Linked DNA regions of Mus musculus: region 2 is linked to region 1. The links are chromatin loops, found by intact Hi-C in ENCODE. Cell type or tissue: heart. All regions are shown on one strand. Each heading gives the region's core, and the rest is flanking DNA. Links, peaks and the distances in the headings are about the cores only.

Region 1 (8,167 bases), core at 972-5,971:
TGCATCTCTGCCATATTCACAGCTCATCTACTTTACTGCGAGCAGATAGCCTGCTTCAGTCATTTTATATGCAAAGACATTGAATAGTCAACATCCCCTCATCAGGAACCAAATGAAGCTTTGTTGAGCAAGCAGACGGGCAATGTCTCCGTTTTAGAGACCCTTTCTCTTAATCCATTTATATCTGTGTGAAACAGGTATCAGTAGCATGGTTTTTAAAGAACTGGGTATAGAAATTGAAAGGTTTAATTTCCAGGTTCATAATGATAACAGTAAACTCAAACTATAGTTTTCTTTTAGAAATTCAATGGAATAGTCCTCTCTCTCTCTCTCTCCCTATGTAGATGGCCTTAAACATTTGAGTCTCCTATGTCCTCCTTCCAAGTTCCAGGATTACAGGAATGAGGCACTATACCCTGCTTTCCTTTTGAGACAGACTTCTTTTTTTTTTTTTTTTTTTTTTTTTTTCTGAGGCAGGGTTTCTCTGTGTAGCCCTGGCTGTCCTGGAACTCACTCTGTAGACCAGGCTGGCCTCGAACTCAGAAATCCGCCTGCCTCTGCCTCCCGAGTGCTGGGATGAAAGGCGCGCGCCACCACCGCGCAGCTGAGACAGAAACTTCTTATGAAGGCCAGGGTGACCTCTAAATCTTGGCACTCCTCCAGCCTCACCCTACCCAGTACTGATACATAAACCTTCACTGCCAAGGGCAGTTTGATAGGCTACTTCTAGGCTTCAGTTTCCTTCTATGTAAAGGGAATTCCTGAAATTGTAGAGTTGGCAGATTCACTAAAACATGAAGCAACCAGAAAGTATACCCCGAAGGGAATGTCCTTAACATTAAAAATTATTCTACATTTGTCTGCAATTCAGAATTAACTGGCCACTCCCGTTTTATCTAGCAGCACTGTACCCGCAATACAGTGTAGGCAATACGTGTACAATGCATATTAAGTCCTTATTACTGTACACAGCAATTAGTGAGAGCTCTGTACATTTTTGTTGTTGCTGTGTTGCCTTTTATTACTGGTTTTTAATTTGGGAGACAGAGTCTCAGAAAATCTTTAGTAAAATTTGGATCTGATTCCAAAGCCCCATTTCCCCTCTAAAATCTGCTCTGCATAGAGTTTCCACGGCACTTCAGTCAGAAGAAGGTAGCGTTGTTCTCAAGAAAGCTTCCCGGTCCCCACACTTTCAAAGCCAAGGGGCTGTTCGGGCCGTCGCGGCAGCCCCAGCACACGCGTCGCGGGCGGACACTCGCGCGTCCCGCGCCAGCTCGTCCACTCAGCAGCCGCGCCGCGCCTCGGTCGCCCTCCCATAGGTCCTTCCGGGCGACAGGCGAGGGCTTTTCATTTTCCCGCCTGCACGCCCAGCTCCGTAAACCTCAGCGTCCCCTCGCTTTGCCTTCCGAGCCCGCTCCACCCTTCCGGACGCCACCTTCCCCCCCACCCGCCTGCAGGACGACAGCTCGGAGGGGCGGCCGCCGCCCTGGTAGGAGGCGGGACGAGGCAAGGGCGGGCTGCGGGAGGCGGGACGGAAGGAGGGGCGGGGCCAAGCGCCTTGGCGCCGCGTTGTCATGGCAGCGGGGCGGGGAGGAGGGGAGGAAGCGAGCAGGCGGGAGGGGTGGGGGGGGGGGGGATGTGGTGCTGCGGCGGCCGCCACCGCAGCTGCCACTGCCTGCTCGCGCCTGGGTGTCCCGGAGGCGGCTGCTGGGAGCCACGGGAGCAGCTGCGGTGCTCTGCCATATTGTGTCTGGCCCGGCCCGGCCCTCGCCTCTGGTTCGCGGCGGCTGAGTGACGGTGAGTCCCCGGGGTCGCGCGGCGCGGCGCGGCGCGGAGGCAGCGTGTGCGGCCGGCGCTGGGCGTGGGGGCGCGGAGGCGGCTGTCCCGTGACGCGCCGGGACATTTTTGTGTCCCGGGAAGAATTGGCGCCCCTGCGCGGGGGTGTACCCGGCGCGCGGCTCCGGCAGAGCGTGGGCTGCCCCGGGGGTGTGGAACCGAGGCGAGCACGGGTCCCCGGGAGTGAGGAGTTAGGAGTTTTCTCCCGAGGTAATGACCGTACCGGAGGGGGCGTCGCGCAGTCGGAGCCACAGAGGGCAGAGGACGCCCAGGCGGAAACCTGCGACCCCGGGAGTTGCTGCTCTAAGAGTCCCGGGGAGCCCGCGCCAGCCACGTCGCCGCTCCGGCTCCCATCCGAGCGGGACGCGCGCGGCGTGGAGTCCCAGTCCGGGGCCCGGCCCGGCCCGGGCGGGATGGCTGGGCCCGGAGAAGTAGTGCCCAGGAGGACTCGCGTAAACTTCGGGCGCGGGGCCCCGATGTGGGGTGGCGACCCCAGCCCGGTTCTCGCGGCCGGAGGCGCCCCCAAGCCTGGCTGGCCCGGGCCGGGGGTGGGGTGGGGTGGGGTGGGGGTGGGACTTGGACTGTTTCGGCGTTGCAACATGTGCACTTCCTGTTCGCCATCTCCTTCGGGGCCGAGGTTACTTCTGCCCTCCGGCCCGGCGCTCGGGCCGGGAGGGTGCGCGGTGGTCCGCGGCCTTGAGCTTGGGTGCCGGCCGGCGTGCAGTGCCCGGCAGCCCGAAGCCGAGCCGGGGAGGTTAGGGGCAGGGAGTCCACGTGCTCGGTGCTCGGTCTTGCACTGCAAACTCCGCCCCCGGCTGCCCTCCGGCAAAATGCCTGGGTTCCCACCGCCGCACCTCACGCGAGTTGGGGGTAGCAATTTCATTGGGAAGCCGCGCTCTCGAGATCTTCTTGCACTTGGTTTCTGCTTTAAAGCTTTCCTTTTTCCACCTTTTGGGTGGCGGTGGGAGGAGTCATAAGTGCAGAGAAATGACAGACTTTTTTTTTTTTTCCCCTACTTGCAACTCCGCTGTGAGCGGTTAATTATTTCCAGGTTAGTTGGTGCTCTTTTCTCCTGTCTTCTGATTGTGACAGCCACGTGGCCGGCTGAGTGCAATAGAGTGCTCTAGCGGCCAGAGAGCTTGAGGCTTCTCTCGCAGCAGGGGCTTTGTAATGGTATAGTCTTGGCTTCTGCGCTCTAATAAGAGGAAGTGGAAAAAGCCGAACCGATCACATCTAGTTGTTTCACCTGAATCGTAGAATGGCTTTCCTTTGCAATTCTGGTAAGGTGTCTATTGCCATTTTTGCCATTCGCTGCAACTTTGATGATTCATCTTAAAATTTCAGCAGTGTTAGGTATCTTCAAAGAGCGACAGGGCAATGTCTTTATAAAAAGAGTTCCCCGACTCTTTAGAAAAATCGTTTTAATTTCAAAGCCAATAACGAGCGATTCTAATGAATCTGAAATGATAACATTCTGGCATTATTTCGGGCTTATGAAAAAAACTCATTTGTTTCTTTTTACACAGATTAGCAATGAAATTATCTTTTTAAGGATAAATACTAGTTTTGTATGTAGTCAGATTTGAGCAGAATTCATAGGTGGAAATTATAGTATATAAAAGTGAAAGAGAAAATGATTAAAGTTAAAAAAATAAACTACTGGAGAGTGAAGATTTAGAATGTCTTTACAGTCTAGATCATGCGTCATTTTTTTGATCGGCAATTTTAATTTGTTTCTATGGCATGTTTGTGTTATTACTTAGTTTTACGTTATTGTTAAACCATTAAGAAGGAAACCCCTTACATTTATAGAGTTCTGGAGAAATGGTTCGGACTTCGTTTACTGGGCTTTTGAATGTTCTAGTGAAGTTAATGAAGGTATCGAAGAGGGTGTAAAGCTTTCTGTAGGAAAGAAGATAGGCTGGAAAGTGAGTGTGCACTGACCACTGAGAACAGTTCATAGTTGAGGAAGAAAAGTAAACGAACTGAAGAGAAGTGAAGAGACATTTACATAAAGCCGGAAGCCTGGAACACTGCAAACAGTTTAAAGTAAAGTGAAATTTAAAAGTAATACTCAAACAGCAAGTGTGTGTGTGTGTGTGTGTGTGTGTTTTGAGAAGGCTTTCACTCTGTGGTCCAGGCTGGCTTCAAAGTTGGCGTGACCCTCCTGCTTCTGCAGCTTCCTTTTGTTGTTTTTGTTTTTTTGTGTGTGTTTTATTTTGCTTTGTTTTGTTTTGTGAGACAGGGTTTCTCTGTGTATCCCTGGCTTTCCTGGGAACTCACTCTGTAGACCAGGCTGGCCTCGAACTCAGAAATCCGCCTGGCTCTGCCTCCCAAGTGCTGGGATTAAAGGCATGCGCCACCACTGCCTGGCTCTTTTGTTTTGAGACAAGCTCTCACTGTGGAGCCCTGGCTGTCCTGGAACTTGCTATGTAGATTAGGCTGGCTTGCAGTTCTCAGAGAACCACCTGCCTCTCTGCACCATGGATGCTGGAATTGTAGGGTGCATCACCTGGGTTGCTTGCTTGCATGTAGTTTCGGTTTGTTTGTTCAAGACAGGACCTTGACGAGATCAGCCTCTCGTGTAGATGAGGACAACTTTAAATTCCTGATCCACCTGCCTCTGTCTCCCAAGAGCTGGTTGTATAGGTGTGTACCACCACAGTTAACTTTATGTGTTTCGTTGCTGTTTGTTTTAACAACTCAAAAGAATGGTTATTTTTAAAATAATATTTTTATTCTTCAAGACTGTCATACAGTGGAACTCCCCAGATCCACCCACATCTTTGCACCCACCCAAATTCATGTCCTTTTTTTTTTTTAACTTAAGAGTGATATTTTTTTTGTCTGTTTTTTTGTTGTTGGTTTTAGATTGTGTACTAATAACTGGGTTTTATGTAAATGCAAACAGTCTTCCAGTTATAGTTTTGAGTGCCCAGGGCTTGAGGTTGAAGAAGTAAAACACAACTGAGACAGTACAAGGAGTTAAACCGTACTAAAAGTCAGATTAAGAGTGAGTGTAAGAGAGTCAGCGGGGAAGGAAGTCGTAGAAAACTTGGGAGGGTAGGAGAGGTTTCTTGGAAAAGGCAGGTGTTGATTTCTACGGGAGAACTTCTATGCTAATAATGTCGCCCAAATGGCCACCCTCTGTTTATTATTAATTTATTTTGTTTGTTTGGTTGGTTGGCTGGTTCCTGGAACTCTCTCTGTAGACCAGGCTGGCCTCAAACTCAGAGATCCACCTGCCTCAGCCTTCCAAGTGCTGGGAATGAAGGCGTGTACCACTACCCCTCCCCCTCCCCCCTTTAAATTAAGCTTGCATAAGAAATTTATTTTGTTAACTTTCACACTTTGGTTCCAGTCTTCTTTCTCCCATCTTAATATTCTACTGTTCTGCAGAAACTTAATTATTATACCTCAGCATGGTACTACAATTTATATTTATGTTGACAGTATCTTTTTATCTGTTGGAAATACACTTGGACACTCCAGTGTAAGGCCTGGCTGAAATACTGATTGTTCTATGAGCCTTGGAATCACAGACTTCTAGATCCATCTTTACTTTCAACCATAAATTCTTTCCCTTTTGTAATAGCATATAATTCTTTCAGGCTGTAGCATTCTCTACTGCCTCACTGATTTAACAAAATTAAAAAAAAAAAACCATATTGAATACCATGTGCTAAGTAAGCTCCATCAAAAGAGCAGTGCGTGGAGCTGGACAAGAGGGATTCCTTCATGTTTTATTATCTGTTAGGTTTTGTTACCCTAATTAAAAGATACGTCCTTGAACAGCAAGTTACATAGAATATATTATTTGCCAGCAAGACACCCTTAGAGCCTTATTTTAGATATATACTCTCTGCCTAGTCTGAATAAAGAAAAAGTAAGATTTGTGGTGTGAGGTGTGAAGTTGAATAGAAAGATCTGTTTTTATAAGTAAAGGTGGGAAGAGAAGAACTACTTTTGAATTTAAATATGGTCTCATTTCCTCCAGAATGAGTTGGAATATGAAATAATCCTCTTTTGAGGAAGACTCCTTTGACTCGGTGTGGTCCAGCACTCAGAGAACTGGGAGGAACTGGAAAGAGTACTACTGAAGGAAAAAGTAACGATGGGATGAAGTTAGGGCTGGTGTTAATAGTCAGGATGCTTAGTTTAGTCAGCTGAATGTAGATGAATGGGAGCGGGCAGGGTGAACACGACCTGTAGGAGTGGCCCACAGAGCTTGGGGGCAATGCAGAGGTGACAGCTAGTGGTATGAATTTTTTGTTGTTGTTGTTGTTTGTTTTTTTGATTTTTCGAGACAGGGTTAGGGTTTCTCTGTATAGCCCTTCTCTGTGTAGCCCTGGCTGTCCTGGAACTCACTTTGTAGACCAGGCTGGCCTCGAGCTCAGAAATCCACCTGCCTCTGCCTCCCGGGTGCTGGGATTAAAGGCATGCGCCACCATGCCCGGCTAGTATGAATTTTCTTAAGAGCTAGCAGTTAGTACTGAGGACTAAAATGTTGCTTGGGAAACTAGAATGTAACAGGCATTAGCTATGGTGACAGGGAGGTTTGAGGTGACTACTGTAGACTTTATCATTCTTTTGGTGTTACTGATAATACATAAACGTGCAAAACCTTACCCAGTTTGTCTGATTAGCGTTTTACACACTCTGGTATGTTGTCACAAGCAAGGAAACAAGATTCCAGTATTACTGTTAATTAGATAAATCATTCAAATTTGCCTGATTTTTCTCTAATGTCCCTTTTTATTCCACAACTAGTTTTTAGGAATTTCGTAGAATGTCCTTGAATTGAGATTACCTGATATATTTCTCAGGATTAGGCTTGGCTGTTGGTTTAGTGCAGGTAAACAGGTGAAGTGCCTGTATAGTATAGACAGTAAGGGTGCATGCTGACTTGCCGTGCCATGGGTAACCATCACTGACTATGGCCTTTGCGTTCCTCACTTACATTCCTCACGCTCCAGAGCTGCTTTGGAAGCAAAGTACTAAGTACAGCTCCTGTTCACAGGTCTTGACCCAATTTTGATTGATATGTTTTTTTTTTTAATTTCCCTCAACCTAATTTTCTGTTACATAAAGCAACAAACAAACAAACAACCTGGGCAAATACTTGTGAGCATCTACTGTACTTAGTGCTAAGACTGGAGTTGTGAGCAAGAGACATTTTTATACCCAAGGAGGTCTGTCTGCTGTCATCATAAAGTAGGGTTTATTGGCTTGCTGTGTCTTTTGATTTCATTAGCATTTATACATACAAAGTTACCAAAGCCCTGAAAGTCTAAACAAAGCTCTTTTAAGTAGCCATTTGTAAGCTACTATCATACAACTTTAGTATGTGTGCCATAAAAATAGCTGTCCTTTTGCTGTCAACACACATTTTCATTCTTCCCAAGTAGTTATATTCTGATAAATTTAATTTAATTTGTAGTCAACTATTTTCATAGCTTTGGTGTGTGTGTGTGTGTGTGTGTGTGTGCGCGTGTGTGTGCTGCACCTGTGCTATGTGTTTGTGTGTGTGTTTGTACTGTGTGTGAGTGTGTGTGTGAGTCTGTCTCAAAGCCTCTTGTGTAGCTGAGACTGACCTTGGGCTCTGGTCCTCTGGCCTCCATATCTTGAATCCTGGTGTTACAGGTAAGAGGCAAACTAGAGTTTGCAGGTGTAAAGAAGGCAAGAATTTTCTTGCCTTTTAAAAAATTTGAATTTTACGTGTTGGTGTGTGCCAGTGTGTATGTATGCAGAGCACATGTGTGCAAGTGCCTAAGGAAACTACTGTCAGAACACCTGTACCTGCAGTTATAGGTAGTTGTGAGCTGCCCAGTGTGGCTGCTGAGAATTGAACCCTGTTCCTCTGCAAGATTAGCAAATACTCTTAACCACTGACCCATCTCTTCAGCCATTCTTTGCCTTTCTGATAGTTCTTTCTTAATAATACAGATTTAGTTCTTTTGGCACCAGAAGCTTGTCTTATTTGTTTGAGAAGTGCTTTGAATTGAAATTGATATATGAAAATATATGTATGGGAAAACAGATTGGGAAAAGACAGGGCACATGGGCAGGTAGAGGTCAGGACTCTTGTGGGAGTTGGTTTTCAAGAGTCAACAGAAGTTACAAGGATGTGGCAGGTCCTTTCACCTGATGAGTCATCTTGCGGACCCTCTTTTTTTTTATGTTTCAGACAAGAGCGCTGTGTGTTCACACTGGTCTCAAACTATTGATTGTCCCACTTCAGCCGTCTGAATCTTAGGTCACAGATATGTAGCATCACATCCAGCTTTGAAAAGTTTCTAATTTGTAGAAATATTCTTAACTTGTGGATTCA
Region 2 (8,167 bases), core at 1,683-6,682, 190 kb after region 1:
ATAATGCCCTACCCAACTCCAAAGTTTTGTTCCTGTGAAGACCCTTCTTGGGGGCAGTTTGGTTTGCTCTCTGCTCACATGTGAGGGGAAGGAAGAAGAGACTGTAACCAGAGCAAGGGAACGATAGCACCAGCTCGGCTACCCTCCGCTCAGTGTGGACTTGCGCAGTGGAGGCTGGACTTGCGCAGTGGAGGCTGGACTTGCGCAGTGGAGGCTGGACTTGCGCAGTGGAGGATGAACTTGCGCAGTGGAGGCTGGACTTGACAAAGCAGGAGCGGGTGGTCGATAGAAGCCTTGAATCGTTATATTCTAGCTTCATCAGAGTCAGCTCCTGCTCTCCCCTGGAGCCCAGGGCCCCGTCTCCAGAGCTGGTGTATACACACAGTTTTTAGGTAGCCCCGAGTTTTCTCAGGCAGGCACTGTGAAGGGTGTGCAGGCTATGCCATCCTAAAATGAGGATGCAAACTTAAACACTGTTCACATTCTCTCAGGTCTTGATGGGCAGTTGGTGGGACGCTTTTAGAAGCAGGCTTTGAACTTGGTAGGAGTCTGGTCAGAGAGCATCTGTCACTACTCTCCAAACCGAGGAAGTGGACAGATAAGGAAAAAGCTTTAGAAGAGAGTTGGGAAATGGGGAGGCTAATGGCCACAAGGGAGGGATGGGCTGGGGAATGGAGCTGAGACCAAAGCTGATAATTTTTGAGGCTGGGAGACTAGGCTGTGGTTTAATATTGTGCAAATGGTATTTCCTGTCACATGAATAAAATATTGCACATCTGTGATTGAATAGTATGGGGTGCGCAACATATGTGCTCATAAAACGGCCCGTGCTGCCTTGGCCTTGGAGTGACCTAGATGGGGGCAAGGCGCGCACATGCTCCTTTTGTTTTCGTTTCAAACTCTTCAAGGGAAAACTTCCCTGGGACTGGTCACCACACCATCACAGCAAATTTTTTTTGAGGGGGGGGGGCGGGGAATTCTTCATAATGCCCTCACTGTGGGCTTGGCTTCCTGAGTACCAACCCTGAGGGTCCCAGCCCTCCCAGAGCACACAGGAGAGGCTTCACTGAGGCAGCCAGGGTCCATCTGGTTACAAAGTAGCTTTGGAGGAGTCTGGAATGCAGGAATCTGAGAGTTCCTTATTTGGGAGGGCAGCCAATGAAGCCAAGCGGATATTGACCCTAAGACATTCTTTCTTTAGATTGTTCAGCATTGTTACAGAGCAAAAAGCCAGAGTCAGAGAAGTTCAGCCTTGGTAAGAGCCCAGAGGCTGAAGCGGGAGTCTGCCTGACCATGACAATGGGGTACAGCTGATAGCTTCCAGGGATGGACGGCTTCAGCGTCTGTCCTCCCCCAACATCTGGAATGTATGGAGGAGTATACATTAGGGACCATGTAAAAGGAGTCTGTTCCTCTCCACACACCGGCAGTGACGTGGAGACAAAGCCACAAATGATCCGGAATGTGGCTTTACCAGCTGAAGGCCCCCGAGTCGGATTTCAACAATCTTCAGGAGATGGTAGAGCTTTGTACATTCCTTCCTTGAATGGTTTCTGAGGAAAGGCCAAGGAAAAGGAAGCTGGGCTAGAAGAGCTGAGGGCAAAGAACAGCAGAATAGAGGGACCCTGGGCCGTGCGGAGGGGACGGAAGGACTGTGTAAGGAGCAAGATAGAATTTGGGCAATTGGTGCACCAAGACTGCTCTGAAGGGCCAGTCAAGTAGGGACAGGAAGCAGGTTGGCCTGAGTTAATAAAGGTAGTCTCAGAAGTGAGCCTAGCCTGATCGTGGCTGGACTCTTGGGGTTGGGGGTTGGGGTGTTGCAGGGGTGTCTGTCCCAGAGTTTGCCTTTCCTAAAGCTTGTTGGTCCAAGACACCTGTGGTAGGTGAGAAACAAACTCTTTCCAGGCTCACCCTTCTTTAGTTCCTGGCTCTAGGGAGGGACCTCGGCAGCTGGGAGCTGTTTCCTTGAGGAAGGGTGTGGCAGTGACAACCTCCCTGCCAGGAGGTCAAAGGGATCTTGGGAGTATTGGACTTTGGCATCTAACAGACCTGGTTTCAGCCAGGTTCTGCCTCTTGCGAGCTGCGTGACTTTTGGCAAGTAGTTTAACCTCTCTGACTCCTCTGAAGCGCCGGGTGTTAAACAAGACGAGACCTATGTGCAGCTGTTAGACAAGAGTTGTTGGTAAATGTTTTGTTAGTCGCACTTTCTTCTTAATGCTAAAATTCAATGACTCTTTGAACTGCATGTGTGTGTGTGTGTGTGTGTGTGTGTGTGTGCTTAGAGCTTTTAGAAAAAGGAGAAAAGTCCACTTGAGGTTATTTTATCAACAATGTATGGAGTTCTGTACTTTTTGCCGGATTTTTGTAGAAAAAGTAGAAAATGTCTTTACAAATGAGACAGGATCTCTGCTTGATAAAGCTGACTGAAAGAACAGGCAGTGTTTCCCTCTGACTTGAAAGTTTATCCTGGGATAGTCTTAGAGATGATGTTTCATAGTAGAGCTTCGAACCTGCAAGGCATGTGATAATGTTATTGTTGAAGGTAAGGTATTGTTGCTTTTATCTTGTGTGTGGGTTGTATGTATGGTGCATGTGTGCATGCCTACATGTTTATCTATGTGAGTGCTGGTGTCAGTGCCCTGTTTTAAGTGTGGAGGCTGGAGAATAACCTGGGTGGTCCTCGACTTCCACCCAGTTTGAGGTAGGGTCTCTCATTTGCTTCTGTGTATACCAGGCCGTGTTAGCTGATTATTGAGCTTCCACTGGCCATAGGCATGCTGGGAACACACACACACATACACACACACACACACACACACACACAGACACACACACACACGCACCCACACTTACTCTCTCTATCTCTCTCTGTGTCTCTCTCTGTTTCTCTGTCTCTGTCTCTTTCTGTCTCTGTCTCTTTCTGTCTCTGTCTCTTTCGGTCTCTGTCTCTTTTTGTCTCTGTCTCTGTCTCTTTCTGTCTCTGTCTCTTTCTGTCTCTGTCTCTTTCTGTCTCTGTCTCTGTCTCTCTCTGTCTCTCTCCTTTCTGCTGTGCCTGGCTTTATTTGTGTTCTGGGGATTCAAACTCAGGACCTTATGCTTGCATGGTGAGCACTTTTCCCACTGAGCCATCTCCTTATTTGTGGTTATCTCTGTAGTACAAGAGTTTGATTTCTTAACTGGCAGAAAGAATAATGTATCTTTTTTTTTTTTAGCTTTGCTGTAGCCTATTCTGTTTCTAGCCCACCCTTTAGAACAGGGTAGGGGTAATTGCTGTGGAGATCCCCTAATTTGGAGGGGGTTAAACTCTTAGCAGATTCTGAATGCACTTGATAGATTTGTTGAAGGGGAAAAGGCTTGTGTCATGGTTTCCTGCAGCCCCGTTTTTCCTGATGTGAATAGCCAAACACAGCTACTTTTAACTTGCTCTCAAGTTCAGTCGTCCCAAAGCCGCTATGAGACTGGCTACTGTGAAGAAACTGTTGTTTTACAGAGAAGCAAACATCTCCCTGAGGAGTCTTAAATATCAAAAACGGGTTTCTAGAAATTTCTGCCATAATAAAATTTCTATGCCCTAGATAGGATCTTGGTGTCCTGCCATATTTCTGGGCCTAACTGGAGCTATGTTCTAGAAGTTCGCTCCTAATCCAGATGGACTGCACACAGACCTCTGAAGGGTTGGGGCCACAGGAAGGCCATGGCCTCACTGGCAGGGAAGGAGCCTGAGTCAGACAGAGGAATCTTTGCCTCTGAAGGAAGTAGCAGAGATAGGAAGGAGACAGGAATTCCTGGGCCCTGAACCAACTAGATTCCAGACCTTGGAAGATGCCCAAATGCTGTTTAAATGAGATATTGCTCATGCATGGCTGTCAGTAGTGAGTAGGGGGGAGGGGTATCAAGAGAGGCAGGAGCTTGTTCTGATCCAAGTGGCTGCCAACACGGGGTGGGGGTGGCTGTGAGGGACTCAGAGGAGATGGCGGCAGCGGGAGGGGACAAGGGTGGGGGGCGCTGCGGGAGGAAGGGGTGGGTTGGGGGTGTGCGGGGGGAGGTAAAGGGAGACTGCACTAAGCTGAGCTGCCTTCCAGCGCTCTGAAGCAGCTGTGGGCAGGAACCATGGAAGGAAGATTGTTGCCAAGCTCGCTCGTGCTTACCTCCCCTGCCAGAGGCCTAGGGCCTTCTGAGCCAGGCTCTGGGGTAGGGACGGGGTTGGAGAAAGGAAAGCATTTGGTTGGAGCACTAGTTGTTGACTTTGGGCTAGCTGACTGGAAGGGGATGTGGGAGAAGGATGATACTGAGGGAGGGGAAGCAGAGATAAGAGAGATGTGCAGCAGGCAGGAGGGGACAGAGCACTGAGGGAACCAGACCAGCCTCCCACTGAGGTCCCATCTGTAGAGGACCAACCAGAGACCTTGGAGGCAGACTGACCACTGGCTGGGGAGCCAGGATTGAGAAATCTTTGCATGGATTTGGGGTTCAAGATCATAGGTATTATATAAGGTGTGCAAAAAAATGGGGGTGGGGGTAGAGGTACGTCCATTTACAAAGCAATGGGCTAATTTCTTTGTGTGTGTGTGTAAATCAGTTTCTTTGTCTCACAAGAGGCAGAGAAAAATAAACTACACCCATCTTCCCAAACTACCCAGGGAAACCAGAAGGGGCAGACGCTAGGCGGGGATCCCAGCAAGACTGCACTGAAATCTCTCATCTGTCTTCTAACATAATAAACTCTGCTGGAGTAAATATTTGCAGGACGTCTTGTCCTCCGAAGGGCTGTTTGGACTGGATTCCTTCTGAGGGTGGGGCGAGGATGGGCCTGGACCTCTGATCCTCCTGGTGGCTCTGCCAGGTCCCAGGGGCTGATGTTTTTGGCCATTGCTTCTGCTGGGCAGAGCCCGACGGTGAGGTTCCCTCCCCCTGCCCTCCACCCCGGCCTTGGCCTGGCCTCAAGCCCCTTCTTGTGGGTTTAGAGCCCCCAGGAATGCGCAGAGGCCTTTGTTTTCAGCCCAGTCCTAGGCTCCCCCTTCTATTTATTTGTGTCAGCTCTTTTCCAAGCTTGAGTGAATCAAACAAGCAGGGGCCCAGAGGGAGGAAAGAGGCTTTACCCAGCAGCTTTGTGCCAGCAGGTCTCAGTTTTTCCGTCCAATGGGGCTCCTTCTAGGAGGGTTCAAAATAATGGGTGTAGCTCAGTGGTAGAATACTCGTCCTGAGTTACAGTCCCAGCACTGGGCTTCTCTGCCCTGAGGGTCCTGGAACTGAGTGGGGAATAGTTTTTGCTTTTGAACATACACATTTGATTTGGATATCAATTGCCATAGAATTGCTTTAATGCTGGAAAGAACTCCAAAAACTGTTCTAGTGTAACCAACCCTTGGTTTTTGAAGAGACCGGGCACTCAGCCAGCCAGTGGCAGAGCAGTGCCCAGGATTCCTGTGACTTCACTACCCTCAGGAATGTGCTTCTTAAAGCTCCTCACCTTTGGTGTCTTCAGACTAATTTCAAGAATTTATGTTATACCAAAGGAGACAGCATTTGCTCAATAGAAATGTTCATAGAGGCGACAAATTCATAAAGATAGAGGGTAGGTTAGTGAATTCCGGGGCCCAGGAGAAGGGGAGGCTGGAGAGTGCCTGGGGTTGGTCTAGGGTTTGTTTTGGGAGCAGGAGGAATGTTTTGAAGTTGGCGGCAATGGACAAACAACTCTGTTATTAATCTAAAAAGTACATAAGTGCACACTGGTTTTGTTTGTTTGTTTGTTTTTGTTTTTTGAAAGTGGCCTATGAATTGTATCTCAGTCAGTCCTGATTTTTTTTTTTCTCCTTGCTGATGGGTGGTTTCAGGCTATGTACAGGAATGTAGCCCTTTACTGATGGGGGACTTCAGTCTGTACAGAGGAATGTATGTATAGAGGAATGTATGGATGCACACACAGCACAGGTTGTTTGATAGGCCGTGAGTCAAGACCCTCTGAATGATAAACTTCACATATTTTGGGGGTGGGTGGATGGGGTGGAAGTGTGTTATAAACTTATTGGATTTCTAGCTTTCCACTTCACTAACAAAGTGACTACCTAGTAATCATTCCAATGAAGACTTAGTGATTTGATTCAGTTGACTTGCCAGGTGGTTAATCTGAGCACTCAGGAGGCAGAGGCTGACGGATCTGAGTTCAAAGCCAGCCTGGTCTACAGAGTCAATTCTAGGACCACTAAGACTACACAGAGAAACCCTGTCTTGAAAAACAAAAGCAAGCAAACAAACAAAGCTTTGAGTCAAATGCCCCCAACCTTCCTGTGTATGCTCCTCATAAAGTCCCCCTAAATCCCCACCCCACCCCAGCAGTGTGTGTGTGGGGAGTGTCTGTGGGAAGGCACATGAAGTCTGTCCTTTGTAACACAACTTTAAGTGAATAGTGCAGAATAGCTCTCCTATTGGTTGGTCTACCCACAGTCTTGTACAATCCTTTTTATTTTTGTGACTTCCACTGGAATGCTTTTTATTTCTAATTTCCTTTTTCCATTGTTCACTAAACTAGCTGTAAGGACTTACACGTTTTCAACAGGACTGTGTGGACTGCCTGAGCCCCAGCACAGATGAAATGCTATACCCTCTAAACAGTGGCTCCCCTTTTGTCCCCTTTCCAGGCTCTGACATTCATTGCTTCACTTTCTGCTCTCTGAAGCTGACTTCAAATATCTTGTGTTTTTCATTTTCATCCATTTTCAACAGCACTGGCTCAAAGGCTCGCTCTTCGTCCTCTTGTCTTCTTTCTGCATGCGTCTCAGCCCTGCTGTTCTGTTAGTTTTACCTGAGCTAACTCTCCTTTAGCTTGTCTGTTGACTAGCTTCTTGAAGCATAGAGCTGTGGAATTTCTTTGAGCTTACCCTTATTTTTAGTGTAGCCATTTATGGCTGTAGTCTTTTCTGTTAGCATGACTTTCATTGCGGATTTTAGAAATCTGTGAGATTTTGCTTTGTTTTGGTTCTTTGTTTTTTTTTGCTTGTTTTGTTTGTTTCGTTTTGTTTTTCTTTTTTGAGACGGGGTTTCTCTGTGTAACCCTGGCTGTCCTGGACTTGATTTACAGACCAGGCTGGCCTGGAACTTCTACCTGCCTCTGCCTCACAGAGTGCTGGGGTTAAAGGCGTGCGCCACCACCCCCGACTGTGTTTCTGTCTCACAGTATTTTCTAGCTTACCCTTACATCCCCCTCTGTTTGAAACCATGATTGCACAATGTCTTCACTTGATATTAATTCGCTTGTTTGTCAATTTGCATTGGTGGAAAAACAAAAGCAAGAGTTCCCCTTTTGCTATTGATTTCTAGGAACCCCCTCCCCACCTGTATAAGACAGAAGTGCTTATGTTACTTTAGTTTTCCTAAGTTTAAGGCTTGTCATGTGGTCTAAGATAATGCACTCTTCCTTGTTGTACTCCTCCATGTGTGCTTGAGAAGGTATGTCCGCTCTAGTCTGTGCTGGGATGCTGTGTGCGTCTGGCAAGCTCATTTGGTGGATGGGATTGCTCAAGACTTCTTTGTAAAGATTAACAGTCTACCTGGGTATTGCCTCTATTATGAATCTGGGATCCTGAATCCCCTAGCGTTATATTTAGCTGTCTAGTTCTTCCTTCCTGACTGTCAGTCCTTGCTCCCTTGGTCTTGGGGTTCTAATGCTGGGTGCCAGACATTTACAATTATTGTATCTTCCTTGTGCACTGACTGCTTTATCGTTACGCAATTTGCCTTTTGTGTTTTTGACTTGTTTATTTATTATTTGTTTGTTTTTAAAGGTCTTGTTTATTTTTACTCTCTGTGGATGATTATGAGGACCGCGCCTAGTTGCACGCATGCGCACACATTTCTGCGAATGAGTGTGAGCGTTGTACCTACTTGCATGCATGCCTGAAACGTGCCTTGGTTGGATCCCATGGACTGGGCTTGCAGTTACAGATGCGTGTGAGCCACCATATGGGTGCTGCGAGTCAAATCAGCTCCTCTCCATCCCTGCTTGGTTTTGTTTTTGTTTTTGTTTTTGTTTTTTGAGACAGATGCTTGCTCTGTAGCTCAGGCCAGGCTGAACTCACTGTGTAGCCCAGGTTGGCCTTGAATTAATTATATCAGGTATGACATGGTTGTGAACATGACTGTATGACGCAGCTTTGGCCACAGGAGCACC

The links. Peaks named below come from ENCODE experiments on the same cell type or tissue, not always from the same donor. Only the 100,000 strongest peaks of a DNase experiment are listed, where the experiment ranks them.
Region 2: a loop joins it to region 1, with 2.3 times the contacts of the local background. A loop is called at or near these places in 2 of 42 quality-filtered maps.

What each region holds. Positions count from the first base shown.
Region 1 is chr17:88,439,088-88,447,254 of GRCm38, forward strand. Foxn2 (forkhead box N2) reads left to right here and starts at 1,617. Exons shown (of 6, transcript NM_180974.5): 1 at 1,617-1,797. In heart, for the core only: a CTCF peak has its summit at 2,960; DNase peaks (open chromatin) are centred at 1,574, 2,524 and 2,874; H3K4me3 peaks cover 2,935 bases; H3K27ac peaks cover 2,175 bases.
Region 2 is chr17:88,625,344-88,633,510 of GRCm38, forward strand. It overlaps Ston1 (stonin 1), which reads left to right and starts at 1,212. Exons shown (of 4, transcript NM_029858.2): 1 at 1,212-1,519. It overlaps Gm31704 (predicted gene, 31704), which reads right to left and starts at 156. Exons shown (of 3, transcript NR_166677.1): 1 at 13-156. In heart, for the core only: a CTCF peak has its summit at 4,658; DNase peaks (open chromatin) are centred at 1,968, 3,718, 4,188 and 4,808; H3K4me3 peaks cover 1,401 bases; H3K27ac peaks cover 3,421 bases.